Regions from separate parts of the Homo sapiens genome. Here all the other regions are linked to region 1. A link is an interaction called in ENCODE POLR2A ChIA-PET data of the cell type or tissue named here. Cell type or tissue: GM12878. All regions are shown on one strand.

Region 1 (2,500 bases):
CATAATGTTTTCCAGATTCATCCATCTTGTCACAAATGATGGTATTTACCTACATTTTTGTTTTTGGAGACAGGGTCTCACTTTGTTGTCCAGGTTGGAGTGCAGTGGTACAAACACAGCTCACTGCAACCTCAACCTTGACCAGGCTCAAGTGATCCTCTCACCTCAGCCCCCCAAGTAGCTGGGACTACAGGCGTGAACCACCACACCCTGCTAATTTTTTTTTGTTTTTGATACGGAGCCTCACTCTGTCACCAGGATGGAGTACAGTGGTGCCATCTTGTCTCACTGCAACCTCTGCCTCCCAGGTTCAAGCAATTCTCCTGCCTCAGCCTCCTGAGTAGCTGGGATTACAGGTGCACACCACCACGGTCAGCTAATTTTTGTATTTTTAGTAGAGACAGGGTTTAACCATGTTGGCCAGGATGGTCTCAATCTCTTGCCCTCGTGATCCTCCCGCCTCAGCCTCCCAAAGTGCTGGGATTACAGGCATGAACCACCGTGCCCGGCCTGGACTTTTTTCTTTTTTTTGAGACAGGGTCTCACTATGTTGCTCAGGCTGGAGTGCAGTGGCGCAGTCTCAGCTCACCGCAACCTCTGCCTCCCAGGTTCAAGCGATTCTCCTGTTTCAGTCTCCCAAGAAGCTTGGGATTACAGGTGCCTGCCACCATGCCCAGTTAATTTTTGTATTTTTAGTAGAGACAGGGTTTCACCACATTGGCCAGGCTGGTCTTGAACTCCTGACCTCAGGTGATCTGCCTGCCTCAGCCTTCCAAAGTGCTGGGATTACATGCTTGAGCCAACGCGCCTAGCCAAAAAGGACTTCTATAGGAAGGACAAATAGGTTTCTCTAAAAAAGACAAATGTGTTTTTAGAAGAACAAATGGGAGACATGCAAACATTATCACAAACCAAACTTTCTTATATAGGTGTGAGTGGTCTTTTTCAGGTTCATAAAACTGCCAGAGAGGGGATTTATGGTAGGTTTATTCTGGGTCTCTCCCCTGGGAGTAGAAGCCACCCCAAACAGGAAATTTATGTCCGTCCTCATTTCTCAGAAGTTTCTACTTTTAATCAAATAAGGGAAGTCCCAAGGAAGCTTCTTTCTGCATCTGTTCCATCTCAAATGTCTTCAGCTTAAAATAATCTTTATACTAACTCCAGTGTTCTGAGTGGGACCCCACAATTGTATATTTAATCACCTTGTGAAACTTGACAAGTATTTAACCCAACATTTTCTGATTTGGAATATTTTAGAGAATGTGATTCATTAATAAATCATTTATCAAAAAAAGAGATCATTGGTTTGACAGTGCTGGGCTTACAGGCATGGGCCACCATGCCCGGCCAGCAGTATGTATTTTAGTTGACTGGCAAACAGACAATTGTTCCCTTTTTTCCTTTTTTAAATTTCAAGCCTTGTCACTGTGTCATAAGACAATTGTTCATGATGTCATAAATGTAATTTTTACTTCAATAAACTATAATACACTTGTAACATTCCAGGCTCTTTTTATTGTGTGTGTGTGTGTGTGTTCTTTTTTAAATTTTTAATTATTGGCTGGGCACAGTGTCTCATGCCTGTAATCCTAGCACTTTGGGACGCCAAAGCAGGTGAATCACTTGAGGTCAGGAGTTCAAGACCAGCCTGGGCAACATGGTGAAACCGCGTCTCTACTAAAAATACAAAAATTAGCTGGGTGTGGTGACACACATTTGTAATTGCAGCTACTCAGGAGGCTGAGGAATGAGAATCACTTGAACCCGGGAGATGGAGGTTTCAGTGAGCCGAAATCGCACCAGTGCACACCGGTCTAGGTGACAGAATGAGAATCTGTCTCAAAATAAAAAAAAATGGTTTTCAGGCCTTTCTTTTTTTTGTTAGAGACAGGATTTCACTCTGTCTCCCAGACTGGAGTGCAGTGACACAATCATAGTTCACTGCAGCCTTGAGCTGTTGGGCTCAGGGAATCCTGCCTCAGCCTCTTGAGTGGCTGGGACTACAAGCATGCCACGATGCCTAGCTATTTTTATTTATTTTTTATTTTTATTTATTTATTTTTGAAACAGAGTCTTGCTTTGTCACCCAGGCTGGAATGCAGTGGTGCGATCTGGCTCACTGCAACCTCCGCCTCCTGGGTTCAAGCAATTCTCCTGCCTCAGCCTCCTGAGTAGCTGGGACTACAGGCGTGCACCACCACACCCAGCTAATTTTTGTATTTTTAGTAGAAACGGGGTTTCACCATGTTAGCCAGGCTGGTCTCGAACTCTTGACCTCAGGTAATCCATCTGCCTCGGCCTCCCAAATTGCTGGGATTACAGGCGGTAGTCACCATGTCTGGCCAATTTTTAAAAAGATTTTACAGAGACAGAGTCTTGCTATGTTGCCCAGGCTGGTCTTGAACTCCTGGCCTCAAGCGATCCTCCCACCTGGGCCTCCCAAAATCCTGGGATTATGGGCATGACCCACCCCAACCATCCTGGTTTTTAGGCCTTTGTA
Region 2 (2,500 bases), 69 kb before region 1:
GGTTCCCGGACATTGGAGACAGCACTAGGAGGTGGGTGTCAGTGTGGAGGCTCTGAGACTGCAAGGGGACAGATGGAGGATGGAGAGAATTATGCAAATCACAGTCATCCTGTTCCTGAACTGAGAAATACATTACCATCCTGAGTTCTCCAGTAAGTTCCGCAAAATCGTCTGTGGCACTGAGCAGTTATAATAGCCCATGCCAATATACGATCTCCAGATCTGGTTTTTGCTTGAAATGGCATGCAGAGTTGCAAGGATTTCATTTTCACCTAATTGTGGGAAAAAGAGAAATGTTACAGACAGATGTCTCAGAAAAGAGCTCTAATTACAGTTTAAATCCCTCATTTTGTTTGAGTATTTATGACAGAATAACTATATGGAAAATGTAAGAGTCATCCATCCAACCAACACTAAGTACTGTATGCGACATCTCAAAAAAAAAAAAAGTCCCCAAACAACACTCAATTTCTCCTCAAGGTTGGCCCCCCCATCACTGTTTTGACTGTTCCTTATTCGGTTCTGTTTGCTAGAACTGCCCATTTTAACACTTGCCTCATTCCAGGCTTTTTCTGTTCCCTTTCTATTTCTGCTGTATATACGCTAAATAAAAATTCTGTCTTACTCCCAGTAAAATACTGTGTTTTACCTTCTAAACTGCCTCATACTCTCTGGAAGTAGGCACAGCTTCAGTCTAATTAACACATAATCTACATTTTCTCTAAAATTGTTCTACTCAGTTGCACATTCCTCCTTTGTGTCACTGAAAGGGCAACTTATAAAAAGGCCATCACTCAACAATAGAAAATATCAGTTGTAATCAAAGACCCTCATGCAGGGCTGTGAACAGTGGCTCACACCTGCAATCCCAGCACTTTGAGAGGCTGAGGTGGGCGGATCACCTGAGGTCAGGAGTTCAAGACAAGCCTGGGCAAGGCGGTGAAACCCCGTCTCTACCAAAAAAGGCAAAAAATTAGCCAGGCATGGTGGTTCACACCTGTGGTCCCAGATTCTTGGGAGGCTGAGGTGGAAGGATCACATGAGCCTGGGAGGCAGAGATTGTAGTGAGCTAAGATGGCGCCGCTGCACTCAAACCTGAGTGACAGAGTGAGACCCCCATCTCAAACAAAAACAAAAGCAAAAAAACACACCCTTATGCAGTTTCTACCAGCATTCTCATGAAGGCACTTTGGTTATTAAGAAGTATAAATGTACTTGGATGCAGGTGGGACCCTTTCTCGGGTCATTCATATAATCACAAAATAATAATAGCATTTGACATTTATTGAACATTATTCCACCAGGAATTGTACCATATGCTTTTCGCACAGCCTAGGGTACTGAGGATTGAAGACGGTCACTTGGCTGAGGTCACACGACTTTAAATTAAAGGATTACTAATCCAATCTCACACTTTAACTCACTGGACTAAGTTGAGAGCTGCTACATGGACAGCTCTTATACTGAAGGGTCCTTTTTTGTTTTTTTGAGAGGGAGTCTTGCTCTGTCACCCAGGCTGGAGTGCAGTGGCTCGATCTTGGCTCACTGCAACCTCCACCTCCCAGGTTCAAGCGATTCTTCTGCCTCAGCCTCCTGAGTAGCTGGGACTACAGTCGCACATCACCACACCTGGCTAATTTTTGTATTTTTAGTAGAGATGGGGTTTCACCATATTGGCTAGGCTGGTCTCGAACTTCTGACTTCGTGATCCGCCCACCTCAGCCTCCCAAAGTGCTGGGATTACAGGCGTGAGCCACCGCGCCCTGCCACTGAAGGGTACTTTTTAGATAGAAATGACATCATTTGGTTCTTTCTTTACCTCTCTGCATAGAGATAGATCATGCTACTAAAATTTAACTGGGATTTAACTACTTAGGCAAATGGCTGTCTTCTTTAAGATCTTCTTGGGGACTCAGTCACTTAACCCTGGGAATTGATTATTTTATTTTTCCTCTATCAGAGAAAAACGTAGGTAAAGCAAAACCTAAGACAGCAAACTGGCAAGGAAGACACTTAACATTGTTTTAACCCTATTGAACTCTATCTGAATATTATTTGCATCAATCTTTATCCTCAAGTAAAATACTTTCACCCTCCACCACACACACACAGACACACACACACACACACACACACACACACACTCCGCACTCCACATGCTTTCCCAGGAAATAAATTCACAAGAGATATGGTCCCCCTCCCCCTCCCCCTCTCCCCACGGTCTCCCTCTCCCTCTTTCCACGGGCCGAAGCTGGACTGTGCTGCTGCCATCTTGGCTCACTGCAACCTCCCTGCCTGATTCTCCTGCCTCAGCCTGACGAGTGCCTGCGATTGCAGGCACGCGCCGCCACGCCTGACTGGTTTTCGTATTTTTTTGGTGGAGACGGGGTTTCCCTGTGTTGGCCGGGCTGGTCTCCAGCTCCTAACCGCGAGTGATCCGCCAGCCTCGGCCTCCCGAGGTGCCGGGATTGCAGACAGAGTCTCGTTCACTCAGTGCTCA
Region 3 (2,500 bases), 89 kb before region 1:
TGAGATTGGGCCGCTGCATGCCAGCCTGGGTGACAGAGCAAGACTCCATCTCAAAAAAAAAAAAAACAACCAAAAAAACAAATAAATAAATAAAGATCAGCTTGCTGTTCAACAGAGGAAAAGCCTGTGCCAACCACCTTTCCTTCCTATCATACTGGAAGAGCTCATATTTGAAAAGAGGTGGCACCTTCCTGAGGCAAAACATAATACAAAAGGACCAACTGAGGAAATGGCTCCAAAGACCCGTGGCTGCAGAACCAACTATAAGAAGATCTTATTGCCCACTGCCTTCCTGGAGAAGCTTTTCAGAGGTGGTTCTAGACGCCAAAGCCCTGAGACGAAAGAGCACTCTACCTCCCATTGAAGCACCTGTGACATCTCTCTCTGACACTTCATGGAAGAGATGCAATTACAGTGGCCAGGCACGGTGGCTCATGCCTATAATCCTATCACTATGGGAGGCCAAGATAGGATCACTTGAGCTCAGGAATTTGAGACCAACCTGAGCAACAAAGTGAGACCTCGCCTCTACAAAACATTTTTTTGAAAATTAGCTGGGCGTGGTGGAATGTACCCATAGTCCCAGCTACTTAGGAGGCTGAGACCGGAGAATAATTTGAGCCCTGGAGGTTGAAGGTTGAGGCTGCAGTGAGCTATGGCCATGCCACTGCACTCCAGAATGGACAACAGAGCAAGAATCTGTCTCAAGAAAAAAAAAAAAAAAGAAGCCAGGTGCCATGGCTCACACCTACAATCCCAAAATTTTGGGAGGCCCAGGCAGGACCATCACTTGAGGTCAGGCGTTTGAGACCAGCCTGGCCAACATGATGAAACCTGCCTCTACTAAAAATACAAAAATTATCTGGGTGTGGTGGCCTGTAATTCCAGCTCTTTAGGAGGCTGAGGCACAAGAATCACTTGAACCCAGGAGGCAGAGGTTGCAGTGAGCCAAGATTGCGCCACCCCATTCCAACCTGGGTGACGCAGGAACAGGACTCTATCTCAAAGAAGAAAAAAAAAGAAGAAGAAAAAAAAAAAGAGATGCACTTAGAATGGATCCTGTGCTCAGGAGTGGGCCTCCAACTGATCCTAGGGTTTGGCTGGGTTTCACAAACACTTCGACCTAAGCCCTGGAGCAACTTCAAGGAGCAGAACCCAGAACCCTGGTCAGAACCCAGGAAGCTCTTCCTGTTTTATCCCATCCTTTTAAAGAATGCCAGACATGGCCAGGTGCAGTGGCTCATGCTTGTAATCCCAACACTTTGGGAGGCCGAGGTGGGTGGATCATGAGGTCAGGAGTTCAAGACCAACCTGGCCAAGATGGTGAAACCCCGTCTCTACTAAAAATGCAAAAACTAGCCTGGCGCTGTGGCAGGCGCCTGTAATCCCAGTTACTCAGGAGGCTGAGGCAGGAGAATTGCTTGAAACCGGGCAGCAGAGGTTGCAGTGAGCTGAGATTGCGCCACTGCACTCCAGCCTGGGCGACAGAGTAAAACTCTGTCTCGAAAAAACAAAAAAAAGAATGCCAGTCATAATCTCCCAGTAAGAGTGCCTCATGACTACCACCATCCCCTCAAGCACAGTCATCACAAATGCCCTTGCTTTGCCTTCCTCAACCCATTCCTGGAGAGGCTCCTTCTCAGTCCTAAGAGAGGGTGTCTCAACTGCCACCCATAACAAACCTGGCCCAACGCCAAGAATACTAGAGACCCTGATATCCATCTTTCTATTTACATATATTTTAAGTCTGTATATAAAAGTGAAGACTGGCCTTTTTTGTCCTTTCTTACGCTTTGCCTGTTCAGGATCTGAAGATGTGATTATGGGTAAAATGAAACAAATAATGCTTTTTATTTTTTTTAGTATTAAAACATGTATGGTGAAGAGAAAGCATAGGCAAATGGTGTACATATAAAGAACACCAGTAAAACACAGTGTCTTTTTCTTTAACTTTTTTTGTGGGGGCAGGAGTTGGGGACAGAGTCTCCCTCTGTCACTCAGGCTGGAGTGCAGTGGCATAATCATGGCTCACTGCAGCCTCAACCTCCCAGATTCTGGTGATCCTCCCACCTGAGCCTCCCTAGCACCTGGGACTACAGGAGCATACCACCACTGACGGCTAATTTATTTTATTTTATTTTTCATAGAGATGGTGTTTCGCCATGTCGCCCAGGCAGGTTTCCAACTCCTGGGCTCCAGCAATCTGCCTGCCTTGGCCTCACAAGGTGCTGGGATTACAGGCATGAGCCACCGTACCCAGCCAATACTGTATTTTGGTTCTCATAAGACAATGAGCCTTCTACACCAATAAGATCTTGCCATTTCTGGTGTGCTCACTGCTCAGGAGGTGGTGAATAAATGAACAAATGAATGAATGAATGAGTAGCTCATTTCTGTGTATCGTAAGGCATTCAGTAGTCAGGTCAGACGTGTGATTTACCTGAGCTGTACAGATGTTGCTGGTAGCCTTGTCTCTCCGAATGTGTTGCTCCCTGGTTTG

The links. ChIA-PET counts read pairs that join two places held together with the same protein. Peaks named below come from ENCODE experiments on the same cell type or tissue, not always from the same donor. Only the 100,000 strongest peaks of a DNase experiment are listed, where the experiment ranks them.
Region 2: POLR2A ChIA-PET joins it to region 1 with 7 read pairs; 11 of 35 experiments call an interaction of 5 or more read pairs at or near these places.
Region 3: POLR2A ChIA-PET joins it to region 1 with 5 read pairs; 6 of 35 experiments call an interaction of 5 or more read pairs at or near these places.

Annotation. Positions count from the first base shown.
Region 1 is chr9:6,689,087-6,691,586 of GRCh38, forward strand. No RefSeq gene overlaps it. Among named protein-coding and RNA genes, the nearest start is that of LINC02851, 14 kb to the right of the region's middle. RefSeq lists an enhancer at 2,374-2,500. In GM12878, no CTCF peak of the experiment used is centred here; a DNase peak (open chromatin) is centred at 982; H3K4me3 peaks cover 878 bases; H3K27ac peaks cover 2,215 bases.
Region 2 is chr9:6,620,048-6,622,547 of GRCh38, forward strand. It overlaps GLDC (glycine decarboxylase), which reads right to left. Exons shown (of 25, transcript NM_000170.3): 3 at 137-272. Among named protein-coding and RNA genes, the nearest start is that of GLDC, 24 kb to the right of the region's middle. In GM12878, no CTCF peak of the experiment used is centred here; no DNase peak of the experiment used is centred here; H3K27ac peaks cover 608 bases.
Region 3 is chr9:6,599,669-6,602,168 of GRCh38, forward strand. It overlaps GLDC (glycine decarboxylase), which reads right to left. Exons shown (of 25, transcript NM_000170.3): 8 at 2,441-2,500. Among named protein-coding and RNA genes, the nearest start is that of GLDC, 45 kb to the right of the region's middle. In GM12878, no CTCF peak of the experiment used is centred here; no DNase peak of the experiment used is centred here.